2 separate regions of the Homo sapiens genome follow, and region 2 is linked to region 1. Evidence: chromatin loops called from intact Hi-C (ENCODE). Cell type or tissue: A673. All regions are shown on one strand.

Region 1 (8,000 bases):
GTGCACGTGTGTGAGGATGTGCAACGGTTATGTTTGCCTGAACGTATATGTACTTTCTTATTTTTCCTGAGACCTTAAAAAAAATCTGATTGCTGATTTTGTAATCCCTTGAAAGGATAGCTGAAACGGTTCACACTTCAAAGCTCTGGGAAGAGTTCTGGAACTGCAAAACTAGCAAAACTGCAAAATTGTCCCCGTGAGAGGGCAGTAGGGGGCCAAGCCCGGGTCTTGTCTCTCTGTCCATCCCAGAATGGCTCGGCCCTCTCAACCAACCTTCAGCCGGCTGGCTGCGCTGTGGACAGGGGCGGCGGAGGACACCGAGAGCGCGCAAAACAGCAGCATCAGTCGGTTCCAAGGAAACTCGGATCTCTGGGGCGTGGGCCGCTGCCAGGGGTTGACACTTGTGTTGTGCGAGGTGCGTGTGCCATTGGTAAAATGGCTTTCTCAGTTTTGGCTTCCCACAAAAGGAGCGGAAGGGGGAGCTGTCATGATTCCCAGTGCCCACAGAGCCCCCTCTCCTGGCCACAGCGCGCCAGCCACAACTGGTACCGAGTGTGCGCGCTCGTCTCTGTGCGTGTCTATTTGTATAACAGTTTGCAAGTGGCTTTCAATCTATCTGTCTGTATGACAGAGACAGAGGCGCCTGCGGAAAGTTCCCTCTCTCAAAAACGCCTTCAGTGTCCTGCTGTATCGCTGGCGCCTACGACGCTGTCATTGTCATCTCATCATTTTGCTTCCTTCCGGGTGATTTATGTACAATTCTGCGTGAGTGAGAAATGCGCGTCTACTGGAGTTGTTTTGTCTGTGACCTTACTTCTTTGAAGAGAGTAAGTGGTTGGAAGGGAAGGAGACCCTGAAAAGGAGTAATGTCCCCTCCAGATTGTAAAATATAATGGTTAAACGCCCAGTATCTCAATGTCTAGACTGAAATCCCTCTCTGCCACTTATACTAGCTGTGTGCCTTGGGCAAATCGTTAATCAATCCGTGCCTCAATTACTTCATTAGCAGAATGGGAAAGCAACAGCATCTAGCTCACAGAGTTGTGAAGATTAAATGAGTGAATATGTAAAACGCTTAGAACTGTGCCTGGCACGTTATTAGGTGCTATAGGTTAAATGCTATTAACATCTTCATCAGTTGCATCACAGTGTTAAATGGAAGGACCATCCTGACCACTTTCTCCACAGGAAAGCACTAGATCTTGATATGTGCCCACGCCCCAGAGCAAAGGCGAGACAGAATCCTAACCCTTTGACTCCGTGCAGTGCAGGACCAGCAGCCACCCAGACACCCCCCGCCCACGCAGACCCTGTTCGGTGAATCCCTCCCCAGCCGCCTGTTCTCTGTATCTGGGGCCACGCTCCGAATGTTGCAAGATGCAATGGCAAACCGCTAGCCCAAGAGAGCTGGCCCCTGCCTCTTCTGTCTGAAGAATGTGTTTGGGGGTTTTCCTACCTGCCCCAGGTTTTTGCCCTTCTTACTGCCGCCGAATGCCAGTCCTTGGTACATGCCCGCAGATCGATTGGCGGCCTGACCAGGCGTCTCCCCGCCCAGAGAGGACTTGATGGAGTTGAGTTTGGCCCGCGAACTGCCGATCTGTGAGCTCTCCACCATCAGCACCGCGGCCAGTAGGAGCAGGCAGCAGGACGAATCCTTGCTCCGCATCAACGCGGCCATCTCCCGGCGAGGGGGTCCCCAGGAAGACGCAAAGCCCGGAGGGGTGGGAATGCAAAGGGAGGGAGGACCCCAACACGGGGCCCCTCACTTGGGTCGCGGGGGCTTGCAGATTGTGTTCCCTCAACCCTTCCTGGTTCGGGGACCCAGGACCCTATGAACTCAGTCTCACGCCTCAGGACAGAAATTAGCGGAACCCAAGCGAGACCCGCTTCTCCACCAGGACAGGAAGTTCTGCAATAACTGGAAGCAATCAAATGCGAGGCGCTTTCTCGCCAAGGAGGCGTGACCCAAGGTGCAAGAAAACCCAGCCCTGTGGATCGCACCGCTTCCGTTCCTTCTTGCCCCGCACCTCCTTGGTCCCGCCGGGATCTCGGCGGTTTAACTCTCCTCTTAATTGATCAGGAGGCCCGCATCAGCTCCTTCTCCTTCAACTCAGTTGCTTTTCTCTCCTCTCTTTTCCTATCCTTTATGTGTCAAACTTTGCAGGACACAGTGCTCCTTTTCAAAGTTAGCAGGCGCTTTAGTAGGGGATCAGGAGACGTCCCCGGACCGAATCCTCGAGATCTGAAGAGAATCGAGGTCCCCCACACGCGCACTCACAGTTGCCCCGAAGCGTTGTCCCCTGACTCACAAGAGACAGCGAATCGCTGCCAGCGCAGCGATGCCTAGGGAGCGGACTTGCGCTACGCTCGCCGCGGGCTCCCGCTTTCTCTCTCTCTGCTCTCTCCCCAGTCCTCTTTGCTTTTTATAGCTTCCCACAGTGAGGACTTTTTTTTTTTTTTTACCTCCGCCCCCAATTCAAGAGTGACAAAGAGTGAAAATTTTTCTCTCACTCCCCACCGCTTCCGCCCCCCTCCTCTCTGCGTGCTGCTTCTGCTTCTGCGGCTTTCACTCCAGCTTTTCCTCCTCCTCATCCTCCCGCTCTGTCTCCACCCACAACTACTGGAAAAGGGGGATCTAGCTTTTCCATGAGGTGAATGGAACATAGGGGCTCCTAATTCCTGACAACAACTCCAGCGGTTGGAGGGGTCTTTGGAAACTGGCAGAGACCAAAGGTGGAAACGGAGTGGGGCAAGCTGACACCACTTGATCGCTGCCACCCTTTCTTAGATCTTCCCACCCATCTTCAGCCCCTGACTCCGCGAGGAGAGCTGGAAAAGCCCTATGGAAGCTTTAGAGAAGTGAGCATCTGCGCATCTGCTCATTAGTATTGTGTTCTTTGTGAGCTCACGTTTGGTTTTAGACTGTGCCTCCCAGGGAGTGTGTGAAGCTGGAGCCACATAGGTGCGCCAGGGGGTGGCCAATGATCCGGATAGAGGGTCTGGAAGGAAAGGGGCAGACCAAAGAGGGGAAAAGATGAGCCTGTTCGATTTGGGTCTTTTTAGTCTCCTCCTTCGGAACCCCGGGCCCCGCCGCACTCGTAGAATATGTCTATGTCTCTGAGGGACTGGGAAGAAGGGGATGCTCTGGGTACGCTCCAAGGGTTTGGACCTCACAGCTCGAATGAGCATCTTTACCATGCCAGGCAACTGCTCTTTTTGCGAATAGGAAATCCCAGATAGGAATGAACGGGGGCAGGGAGCCTTTGAGATCCTGTCTTCCTTGGCTTCCTGCCTTCTAGCCCCAGTGAATTACAAGAGAAGCCATTCCTGTCAGCCCCCGGGTCTCTCCAGGTCCAATTCCCTTCGGCCGAAGGTCGAAGGCTGCTCCGGGAACGACTGGGACGCGCTGGCGCTTGGGGGCGCCAGTGGCAGCCGTTCAGCGAGCCACGGAATTGCTGCAGGAGACAAGCGCTGAGTTCGGTGATGTCTGGTGGCCAAGTGCGAGACTTTCCAAGCAAAGCAAGGGATTGTTCGAAAGTTATTGCATTTCTGCTTCGCAGACACTAATGTCCAGGAGCAGAGAAATCCAAGCATTGAGCCACAACTTGAAGTTAGAAGGCAGCTAGCCGCCAGGGGAGGATACAAGCAGCATCCTCTTCAGAATTTTTGGACCTAGATTTCACAGCTTTCACACCTGATCCTGGCGCATGTCCATGAGTACGAATTAAACTTGTCGCTAAGTGAGAACGTTGGTGACTCTTATTTTCCCCCAAAACAACGCAGAGTTCTAAAGTGTGGATTTAGAGCTATTTTCTCCCAGACAGCTCCAGTTTTGCAAATTTCTCAGTCCTGACCTATGAGTCTGTCTGCCCTGAAATTCTTCATTTTCAGATTTTTTTTTTAATACACAAGGAAACGGGGATTAAAATATGCACCCTCTGGCATGTGTTCTTATCTTTTGAATTTCCTTTCTTTAAGGTAGAGATTTTTCACATTTTAGTGTGTGGGGTTTTTTTTCCACTTTTTAAAAATATGCCAGGAATAACAATATGGGTGACCCCTGAAGGACATCATACTAAGTGAACTCGACCAATCACAGAAAGACAAATCCACTTATAGGAGGTACCTAAAATAGTTAAATGCATAGAATCAAAGGTTGGAATGATGGTTACCAGGAATTGGAAGGAGAGGAGAATGGGGAGTTACTATATCAATGATCATAAAGTTTCAGTTAACTAAGATGAATAAACTCTAGAGATTTGTCATATGGTATTGTACCTATAGCCAACAATAATGCATTGTATTTTTAAAAACTTATTGAGAAGGTAGATCTCATGCTATATAGATATAAATTTTATATGTGTGTGACTTTATATACATGTATAATATATATATGTATTTATACATATAACATGATTGTAGTAAGAACATTTAACATCTATATATGCCCAGTAATAAATTTGTAAGTTTATAAAGTTAAGTGAGGCATTCTAGGCACTAATAAAAGGCAAGGAAATGGGTCGTTACTCTATAAATAAGTACTTAACGATTCCAAGCTTAGACTTTACAGAAGAGTATATCTTTTGCCTTCATTCTGATTTGCCAATCAGAAAGCATGACAGAAATTGAGAAACTTAAGTTAGGAGTATACTGGTTTAAATATTTTTGAAAAGTAGCTTAGAGCAAAAGGAAAAGATAGAAGCTAAACATGTAGGCAACAGATCACTCTACATTCACTTGGAAGGGTGTAGACTTTGACCATATGTTGAAGAACAAACCCAAATGAACCATGAGAAAATGTGAAGATGCTTTGCCTATTTCTGTCACTTCCTTCTTTCTTTACCTCTAAATAAAATAATATCCCACATACACAGGCCTAACTTTACTCACATGTACTGCTAAACAGAAAACATATATCAAGCACAACACATTTACTCTCAGCTCTGAGTACCATCCTAAACACATTATCTCAGAGGCTTATTCAAACCCCGCAAGTTCCAAAAGCAATTTTTTACAAATACAGTTAAATTAAAAGTCGACATAAAATCTACTTACACAAACATTCTTCCATATAGAACAAAATCAGACATATAGAATCAAAAGCTAAAACATACACAATTACGCCTTAGGCTAAAAAGCAGTCAAAAACTAATTTCATTCATGACCCAAATGCTTTGTGTAAATTTTTTTTGACAGACAGAAACAAACATACATGACCCATATGTTGACAAGTAGATATGCACACACAAAATCAACTAACTGTAAATAAACATAATCCTGTGGATTACTGTCATGGCCCCATATGTGTTTTTCCTGTGTGTGTTTTCCTAAGTGTAAAGACAAAAGCTTCATATTTTACTTGGGAAAGTAGATTTTTATGCCATTTGCAATAATATAATTAGAGAGTAGATATTTAAAAACAAGACTGTACAAAAGCAGGATGTACAACCTTCCTGTCCAGAAGAAAGTGCCTTAATGGACATTTTTTCCTTTGGCCATACATTCCCTCTTATCTTTGCTCCTCTAGCTGTGGGGCCATTTTGGTTCCATAGAAAAGCCACTACTTTCTCAGCAGTTGTTTCTGGATCCTGGATTCCTTCTGAATACTTAATCCCAAAGGTAAGTTAAGTATATAACTTGTTACCTTAGTCTTGTTTACTGAAGCTTACTAATTTTCATCCCATTACCTCTCTCCCTGCATTAGTGAATATTTCCTACAATAGCCTTTTTAGCAGTTGTTCATGCATTCCCCGTACGTGAAGCAAGTATGGGGCCCTGAGGACACAGAGGTGAATGAATGGGGGTCTTGCCTCTAAAGGGGCTTGGAGCTCTGTAGACACCTTAATATACTAAAATCTGCTCCTAGCCCCTCTCAGAAGTTGCTGCTGTGAGCCTTTATTCTCATCCACTGCTGAATTATGCCAGTCTCAGAGTTCAATCTGTCACAGGATAGCTGCAACTTGAATTCAAGCCAAGCTGGCTTGAATTCATGTGACTATGGGAATATAAGTGATCAGATATGTCCCCCAGAGTTCTTTTTTTCCTTCAGAATTAAATGCACATTTTAATGGTGTACATAGAGACAATACTTCTACATTTGTCGTTGAACCCAAAGAAATGACCCTAGTGATGGTCATGTTAGGTCAATAAGAACAGAATAGCAAACCTGGGAAGTAAGATTGTCTTTGGTAGGTCCCACAGGACCGCAAAGCATCTTGCACACACAGAATAGACATGAAAATCTTTAATGTATGGTTGAAACTTGATGGATGTTAAGGATCTGAAAAATAAGGTTATATGGGTTTTCCCTCTCCATAGTAAACCAAGCTACCTGGCTCTGTAGCCTAGTAATACTCATACTTTGAGAGTTTTATGTTTCTCCTCTGCCTAAGAACAACAGTCTTATGTGTTGCTGCAAATTAATTCTAAATACCTGGTAACAAATGTAAGCTTGCATTGATATTGTGAAAATTTTTTGTGTTTCTTGATGGGAATAATTTTCATACCAGATATGAAAAAATTGCATCTCCTATTTGATCCCTGCATTAGTTTCAGTTGTTGATGCTATCTTGATAAGGTCTCATGGACAACAGGACCAGCTAATAAAAAAGATCTCATCACCTACATTTGATTCACTAGCTATGCTTACAAAAACATGCACAAGTGAAATGGGTCAGAAGATTTCACAGTAAATCAATCTGAAACAATTGCTCAGCCAACGGCTTCTTTTTCGAACCTTAACGAGTTAGTCATCTTATCCATACTTCACCTGCCACTTAAATGAAAGAGGATTACTGAACAGATATTACCCCTTGAGCCTGAACCCAAACAATAAAAAAAATGCAAATAACATAATCTGAAACTCAGGCAGATAAAAACTTCTGCTGAGCCTTGTGCATATATGTGACCATAGATGGAGGTGGAATTAGAAAAAGTCATCAAATGTTTAATAAGAAACATTTTCCTTTACGATATAAAATTTTTGTTAGTTCTGTACAATGCATATCCTTTTTGGTAAGTTCTCACTGCTGAGTTCTGGCAGGTTTTTTCAAGATTCAGCTTTTGAATCAGTACTAAAGTACCAAGTAATACTTGGCAGTGAAAGAATCATATGTTTAATTCTTGAGTGAGGTTCAATTCCAAGGAATCTCATCTTGATGAGCAACAAAACAAACAACATTTAGATAATCTGGACCAGTGATTTTCAGACTCTGTTCCTTTCGGGTCTCTAGGGTTCTGCAGTGGTCTCAAAGTAAGTTGAGAACTGTGCTAATTTTTATAATATTTCAGAGGAGAGGTGTCCAGCTCTTGGATCAAAGATAAATTTTAAGTGCCTGTTTTTGTTATTGTTTTATTGGACAAAATACTCTGTGAGCCGTCAACCCACCAAATACATGATGGATTGATTTCTACCCTGTTAGTATTACAGACAATTTCCAAAATGAACATTACTCAAATGGGGAAACTATTAAAAATATGGCAATTTATTTAGTCAGAAATGATTTGGTCATTTAAAGTAGGGAACATTAAAAATGAAAAGGCAGGGTAGCTAATCCATTCATTGTACAATGTGTTTATTCCTGATCAATTATCTGAACCTATGATTAATGAATATGGCAAAACTTTAACTATACTCTTACCACACATAAAATAAACTGTGGTGCAGACTAAAAATAATGGAAAAACTACTTGCAAATAATAAAGACATAGATTCTCAAGAGGCAACTCAAAAATCTGTCTTTGAAACATAACTGGGCTTGGTAACAGAAAATGAAAAATGTGCTTAGTTTATCTTTGGAAGATTCATTTGTAATAGATCCTACTTTTTGATGCTCTAGGTATAAATCATAATACCTAGGCTCAAAAATAGTTTGGGATATAAGAAAGTCAAGACACTATGCTGCAGTCAGCTTAAGGAATTTTATAGGTAACTGGCTTAGAATATACAGCAATAATAAAAGTAATAATAATAGTCAGATTTATTGAATGCCTTACATGTG
Region 2 (8,000 bases), 350 kb after region 1:
TTTAAGGCCCAAAGTCAAATAACTGCCAGATTTGAATCTACGTTCTTCTGGTGGTTAACTGTAAATAAAAATGTGAATTGGATAAATTACATTTACTACAATCAACAACAATTTATTAATTATACTAGAGATGTTATTAAAGGGATAGCTGAACAATTAGGACCCACCAGCCAAATGGCCTGGGAAAATAGAATAGCATTAAACGTGATACTAGCAAAGGAGGGTGGAGTTTGTGTCATGATCGGGACCCAATACTGTACTTATATCCCTAATAATACTGCTCCTGGTGGGACCATAACTAAAGCATTACAAGGTCTTACTGCCTTATCAAGGGAGCTAGCCAAAAATTCTGGACTAAAAGATCCCTTCACAAATTTAATGGGAAATTGGTTCGGTAGATGAAAGGGATTTATGTCCTCAATCCTCATCTCTCTGGCCATCAGAATAGGGTTGCTTATTCTTGTAGGATGCTGTATTATACCCTGTGCCTGAGGATTAATACAAAGACTTATTGAAACAGCTCTCACTAAAACCTCTTATGATCCTCCTCCCCCTCATTCAAATGAGCTTTTCCTTCTAGAAGACCAAGTAGAACAATGGAGCCAAATTATGCTAAAAAGATTTGTAGAGAAAGAGTTATAAAAAGAAGAAGGGGAAAGCTGTGGGATATGGTGCGGTTTCTCTTCAAATAGCCTGATCGATCATTTATTCTTTAATACATAGTGCCCCCCCCCAACCCCATTTTCCTTTTTCTCTTTTTCTCCTTTCTGCCTTTGCTACATGCCCGGGGACGTCACAGTACCAGGCTTATCAGTACCAGCTCACATTCCTTTCCTTTTTTGGAAAGAAGACTAGCTCTCTAGCTCATTGCAGACACCCCTTCCCCTTTTCCCCTCTCTCCCTTACGTGCCCACCTTATCTAAAGAAAGTTCAAATGTCTAGCCAACGGGGATTAGTTCAGATTATGTGACCCGGCCACAGCCAATGGGGAAAGGGTACAGGGGCAGGACTTGCATCAGGAATAAAGGCTCTTGTGCCTCTTTGTTCAGGTGTGCTCTCATGGCGACTGGGCAAGGAGAAGCACCCCTCTGTGCAGAAGTAAAATTGCTTTGCTAAGAATCCTTTGTTTGAGTGTTCAATCTCCTTAGGATTTTGAGCATTATTCCCAACACCAATGAAGAAAAGAGTTTTAAAAATAATGTTCGTAAAGGATTAATGACCTGGAAAATAGATAGTTGGGAAAGAAAATAAACATTGACAAGCACATGTCTGTAGTGAAAAAGCACACCCTGCTACTTTCACCCCACATACAAACTGTGGATGCCAGCTCAGACCCACCTGCTGGGATTCACACCCTTGTGTAGTTCTCCCCACACGTAGCAGGGTTTTTTTGTATGAACAACAGCATACAGCAAAAGTGATGGTCCTGTCACTTCTCAGATTAGGGTATAAGAAACTGCAGCTTTCATCTTAAGTGTGTGCTTGTGCTCTCTCTCTCACTCTCTCTCATTTCATTTGCATAGGGGAGCCAACTGCCATGTCATAAGGACACTCAGGCAGTCCAGGAAGAGACCCACAGGGTTAAAAAAAAATACCATTTCTGACCAACAGCCAGGGCTTGGAATCAGATCCTCCCCTATTTGAATCTTCAGGGTAGCATGACTGTAGCTCAGGCTAACAGCTTCCTCTGACGAGAGACTGAGCCAAATCCACGCAGATCCTTCACACCCAACTCCTGCCCCATAGAAAGTGAGATAATCTGTGTTTGCTGTTTTAAGCTCTTAGGTTTCAGAGTTATTTGCTATATAGCAATAGATAACTAATACACATTCAGACACATACATCTAGGATTAACTCAAATATTTATTGACCACCTATGTATTCAATGATTGTAGCAAGATTTTTTTACCTAAAATTGTCCATATCATCTTCCTCAAGAATGTTAATTGCTTTTCCCATATATTTGGTGTTTTGCATGCATCATCTGTTTTCTGATAAACCCGTTTAACTGGAATAAGAACTCAGAAATAGACTTAAAGAGCGTGTATATATTCTGAAGAGTTTTTACTAACATTATCTGAGAGAAAATTATAGGCCTTAAAAAAGCATGGTTTGTTACAAATAAGTGATAGTTATAAGCCTCAGTGGACATCACAACGAACAGTGATTTTTGTGTTTTCTTAAAACTCTGGATGAACCATTAGAAAAATTCATCAATTCTGTAGTCATTTTTTTACAAGTCTTACATTTTGCCAATAAATAGATAACTATTTATGAACTTTTACTTTTCCTTTTCTTTTTTGCTGTAAAGAGACTGGACCACGGATGGTATGTAGATGAAGAAGATGCAATAGTGAAAAGTGTCACATATAGTTGATTCTATGAAATACTGCCAAGGAATGGTTGCTATGTTTTCTCACAGCTTTTTACAAAAAACGTGCAAGATAGAATTTTCTACTGAGATTTGAATTTAATCCTTAAAGCCTTAAAAACTTTCAAATAGAACTAAAAATCAACTCATCTTGGCTTAACTAAAAGTTTGAGGAGCACATAATATAGATTCTATATCTAGTTGGTGACTTTTAATGAATTAAAATGTGAAGAGACCATAAAAGCAAACAAAATTTCTTTGCCATCATCCAACATCTTACAAAGTCATGAAAACAAAGTTCTTCTGAGACAGGGAAAGGGTAAGCAAATTATTTTTCAAGTGTCTAACTCATCATTCAAATGTTTGGCAGCACCTTTCACTTATTGCAAAATTTGACTGGACCATTAAGCAAAGAGATATTTGTCCAATGGGGACCATCTGTTGGAAAGAGGAGAAAGAAAAGCAAGAACAGAGACACCACTAGAGATAGTAGAACAGTCATGTCCTTTGAGAAGTTCTTTTTGACTTTCTCACAGGGTCTTGATGTTCTCTTGTTCTGGAAAGCCTCACTACCTGCCTGCTCCCCAACCAGCTGTAAGCAGCTCATTCTATCATGTTTACTGTTAAGACTAAGTAAATAAAGGTCAATTTTCCAGCCCTCATAACCCAGTGGGTCAGACTTTAAAACTGTATGAATTCTATTTCTACAGGCCTAATAAATTTAGAGAATCATAAGATCCCCTGCAAAATACCTAAAAAATTGACTCTACACTTCCAGGAGCCTTTGTTTCTAAATTCTGTGTATGCAGTACTTGAGGGCAGAAAAGTAGACTTATCTGCTTTGTAATGACAAATCTACCTGATCTTAATTTGGGATAATAGGCTGCTTACAATTGTCTTTCTTATTATAAGCTATGTATCATCTCTTATTTCTTTAGCTTGTTTTTGCTCTTACTTTTTTAAAGTTATAATTCCCATGACCTTGGTAATGAGGAATGGGAGGATGAGGGGTTACTGCAGTAGAGTTTAAAATGCTAAGCTTTAAGATGTTAGGCCATAATATCCTTTGTGACAATACCGTGGGATGGCTTGCTGCCTTCAGATCCACATTTAGAACACTATTGAAGTACATAGAATTAGACCACCTATTTAAGAATAAATTAGTTTCTTCTACTATAGAATATGTCTATCAAAGAGGTTTATCTGGCCGAAACACCACATAAATGAAGATTTGATGAATACCAAGACAGCAAATAATAGATCATCCATTATCATATGCAAATACTAAAAGAAATGAAACCTCAAAACACCCAACCTAGTGCTTACCTAACACATGTTTATACTAAGCTTGTCACCACTGAGAAATACCTAAAGATCAAATCTTCAGCTCCTGGCAGTACTCAGCATGGTACCTTGTACATAATAGGTGCTCAATAGGTATTTGTGGAAGACGGGAGAGGGAGGGAGGGAAGGAGGGAGGGAGGGAGGAAGGAAGAAATGGAAGGAAGGAAGGAAGGAAGGAAGGAAGGAAGGAAGGAAGGAAGAGTTGGCAGCAAGGCACAATGCAGCTAACAACCACATAATACAACTAAAAGACAACTGATTCTATTAAGCTATTCAGTCCACCAGGCTCTATAAGGATTTATCGCCCCTCCCTCCTCCACCCCCAGGGATCTATAGAGGTCAATACAATGTGAATTTACTTAACTCTAAGACACACTGTCCCAGAACTATTTCACTTTTCAAAGTAAGTAATTATTCATTCCCTTATGTGGTGGAAGAGAGGTAAAGATGGGGGAATAAAAAGACAGGGCAAGGCTCATTTATTGACAAAGAAATACAGAGTCTCCTGTATTCTCTCACCTCAAATGCCTCCCAACTTTAGGCCAATCCTACAGGCAAAGGAGGTGGGAGCAAATGAGTTAGCTTGGTCACTTTTGGTGATTGTCAAAAAAAAAAAAAAAAAAAAAACCCTAAATATTTTCCCCAAATGTTTTGCAATCAGTAATACCCAACCACAACGTGCCAAGCCTTTTTTCTCTTAGTTCTTCAAACCCATGTGTATTCCAAGGCAAATGTAATCCATGTGTCTCTGATTTGTTTTCACTTAAATCATTATAAAAAGTTAAGCTTTTTCAAAGAATGTTCAACATCTCTTTTGTGTGTTCCTCATGATCCTCCTTTAGGATTCTAGTTAAGAAGGTAGCGTTTCGAAGAGATATGCAGACAGAACCCTGAATAATTGATCAGAACTTGGGACTTACCAATCTGTGCATGGATTTTTGTCTCTATGCAGGAAAACATGAATTTGTTCAAACACTGAGAATCAAAGGACAAGTAGAGTTCTTATAGAAAATTCACTAAATTGACCTATTTATTTACAATACCTTTTAGAGCTCTATAATTAGGCCTGGCTAATTTGGACTCCTCTTCGGGTACCTCTTTTAGACTACTCCAGTAAGGTACTTGAAGTAGTGCATGTAAGAAAAAACTTTCTTGGGGATATCTAGGAAAATGTAAAAGATGAGCAAGCAACTCAGGCACTAGAAGCATTAAGTTCATGATTTCTTTAGACAATGTTCTTTAATATGGTACAAGATAAGCACTCATCACATATGATAGCTTGCCTTATCATAACAATATAGTGAACTAAAGACTCTAAAGCCACGAGAAGCTCACTGTGAAGCTAAATTCATTAGGTTTCAGGGTGTGGACTTTGTTCCTCTAAATTAGGACCATTCTAAGCTAATTAGGGAAAGATATAGCCTGCCTTCTGCCATTCTCATTTTCTACTGCAGGCTCCTCTCAGTGGTGGTGGTGTGCTATGGGAAAGGGATACCTTCACAGTGAGTCTACGTGTTTAAAATAAATACTTATAAAAAGTATTGGAAAAGTTTATATTTCTTGTTCCAAATAGAGAATAACAAAGTAATAAAGCAAAACCTTTTTGACCGCATCTGCAGTTTAAAAAACAAAACAAAGAAACAAAAATAAAAAAGCTTAAAAGCTATTGCCTTGAAATCACCCAGAAAGGAGGCCAGCTCCTTCAAAGTGAAAGTGAACAAAGTGAACCTGACATTTGAGGAATAAGCACAGAACAAACAAACCAACAAAAAAGTAGGAGAAATGTGCTTCATCAGTGCTTATTTGCTCTAGTTTGTCATTTTATGCTCTCAACAATCCAGTACATTTATTCCATGGATCTAATCTCAAGTTGTGGCAGTCCCACTTTTATAAGGTAGCAACCTGACCTTTCTTTCCCTCCCTAGTCTGTGAGGATGTGGCACGTGAGCTCAGAAAGCCACAGTACAACCCAAGCAATGGCTACCCAGGAAGAGACACAGTGGGAGGATCTGCTGCACAGATCAGCAACCATCTGGATCGAGTCACTGGATGCTGGCATCTGATGCAAGGAGGAAGCTGCAGAGACATCTGGGACACCCTGTCATAAACCTAGTTTCTGACCCAGACTTGCAACACTGGACTCATTTCACTGGGGAAAAGGAAGGTCTTGATTTATTTTCAATTATGTTTATCCCTATCAGGAAAAGCCTCAGATACCCTTTTGCTTCTTTGGAGAAGCCCACAATTATGAGCCATAAAAGGCAAGTTATTTGTAATAAAACAAGACAGCACCACATATACCAGGGTTATTTGCCATTGCTGGATGTGGTTCAGATAAGGTCTAGCCAAATGTCCGGCTTAGTCTAGATACAGCCTGAAAGAAAACATTATTTTATTTGAACTTGACTATCATTTTGCCCTTGAAATTAAAGAAACTCAAATTCTATGGTCAGGAAATTGATTTTAACAAGACAAAATCTGTGTCCTTTAAAAAAAATGGAAAAGAACTCACAAAAGCCTATTCATGATTACTTGCACTAGCATCCTTTTTTTTTCTTAATGAAATTGATGCCTCTTCTAGTAAGCCTTGGTTCCAAGGATGTTCTTCAACTTTCCTTTTCTTCTCAGAGCTCTTTGTTCTTACAGCATGCCCATTGCCATTACTTCTCCCCATTCTATAGCGATTCATGCTGATTAACAGCAAATATATCAACAGATTCAGACTTGAACATCTTGTATCCACTCCTTAAGAAATTCATTTGTTCTCTTAGTTTTTTGGTATTATACCAGATCTATATTTCCAGAACCATGATTATTTTATCTCCAGTTTTATGGTTATCACTGATCCTTGTCAGTTATCACTGACATCACATTCTCATGCATACCTAAAAATTCAGTTAAATGGGCTGAACTCAATGGGGTGCAGTCAGAAAACAGTTTTATTTTTCTGCACTACCATTTTTGATTGCTCTCTGTAGAGGCACTTCAGACAAAGGAAGCAATACAGAGCAGTGGTGAAAAGTCCAGATTCAGGAGAAGTAAATCAGTCTCAATCTCAGCTCTGACAACACACACACACACACACACATACACATACACACACACAGGGATAGTTTACTCTTAAATAACATGAAGGTTAACAGTGCTGACCCCTCACACAAATAAAATTCCACATAGAAGTTTGACTCCTCGGAAATTTAACTACTAATAGCCTACAGTTGACGGGAAGTCTTATCAATAACATTAACAGTCAATTGACACATATTTTGTATATGTATTAAATACTATATTCTTAACAATAGAGAACATATTTTTAAGAAAAGCATAAGAAAGAGAAAATAGATTTACTATCCATTAAATGCAAGTGGATCATCATAAAGGCCTTCATCCTTGTCATCTTCACATTGAGTAGGCTGAGGAGGAGGAAGAGGAGGGGTTGGTCTTGCTGTTTTAGGGGTAGCAGAGGTGGAGGAAAATCTGCATATAAGTGAATCTGTGTAGTTCAAATCCATGTTGTTCAAGGGTCAACTATATACATATATAATTGGTTAATACATATGAATAGAATAATATATATACACAACATATATGAATAGAATATATATCAATACATAGATACATATCAATAATATACATGAACAGAATAATATATGTAATTTAAAATATATTAAATTATATTCCTTTGTCACTGATCAATTTCTAGTCTTTTTTTTACATAGCATGGAAATGGATGATGAGCTAACATTTGTACATACATGAGTATGGTTCAGAAGCTTTTTCTAAAATGTGGGGGTAGTCATCAAATACTGTCCTCAGGTCAGAACTTCAGATGAACTTCCAAGACAACAAAAAAGTCCCATCTATGGCTGGGTTTGGTGGCTCATGCCTGTAATTCCAGCACTTTGGGAGGCTGAGGTGGGTGGATCGTTAGAGCTCAGGAGTTCAAGACCAGCCTGAGCAACATGGCAAAACCCCTTCTCCACCAAAAATACAAAAAATTAGCTGGGTGTGGTGGGGCACACCTGTGGTCCTAGTTACTTGAGAGGCTGGGGTGAGAGTATCGCTTGAGCCTGTGAGGCAGAGGTTGCAGTGAGCTGAGTTTGCATCACTGCACTCCACCCTGGGTGACAGAGCGAGACCCTATCTCAATTAAAAAAAAAAAAAGAAAGAAAGTCCCATTTTACCCTGCTATATATTTATATATACATTAAACACCTAATAGAAAGCTTTAGGCATAGGAGGTACAAGACCTTGGTCCTCCAAGGATTCCATTTCTGATGGTTTG

Evidence for each region. Hi-C counts contacts between places; a loop is a spot of excess contacts. Peaks named below come from ENCODE experiments on the same cell type or tissue, not always from the same donor. Only the 100,000 strongest peaks of a DNase experiment are listed, where the experiment ranks them.
Region 2: it touches region 1 in a loop (4-fold over the local background); 2 of 110 quality-filtered maps call a loop at or near these places.

The regions. Positions count from the first base shown.
Region 1 is chr4:107,033,914-107,041,913 of GRCh38, forward strand. It overlaps DKK2 (dickkopf Wnt signaling pathway inhibitor 2), which reads right to left and starts at 2,400. Exons shown (of 4, transcript NM_014421.3): 1 at 1,457-2,400. The coding sequence starts at 1,678. In A673, CTCF peaks have their summits at 526 (motif pointing left) and 3,393 (motif pointing right); DNase peaks (open chromatin) are centred at 538, 1,948, 2,438, 3,438 and 3 weaker places; H3K4me3 peaks cover 3,996 bases; H3K27ac peaks cover 4,046 bases.
Region 2 is chr4:107,387,394-107,395,393 of GRCh38, forward strand. No RefSeq gene overlaps it. Among named protein-coding and RNA genes, the nearest start is that of PAPSS1, 330 kb to the right of the region's middle. In A673, no CTCF peak of the experiment used is centred here; DNase peaks (open chromatin) are centred at 4,028 and 5,778; H3K27ac peaks cover 5,575 bases.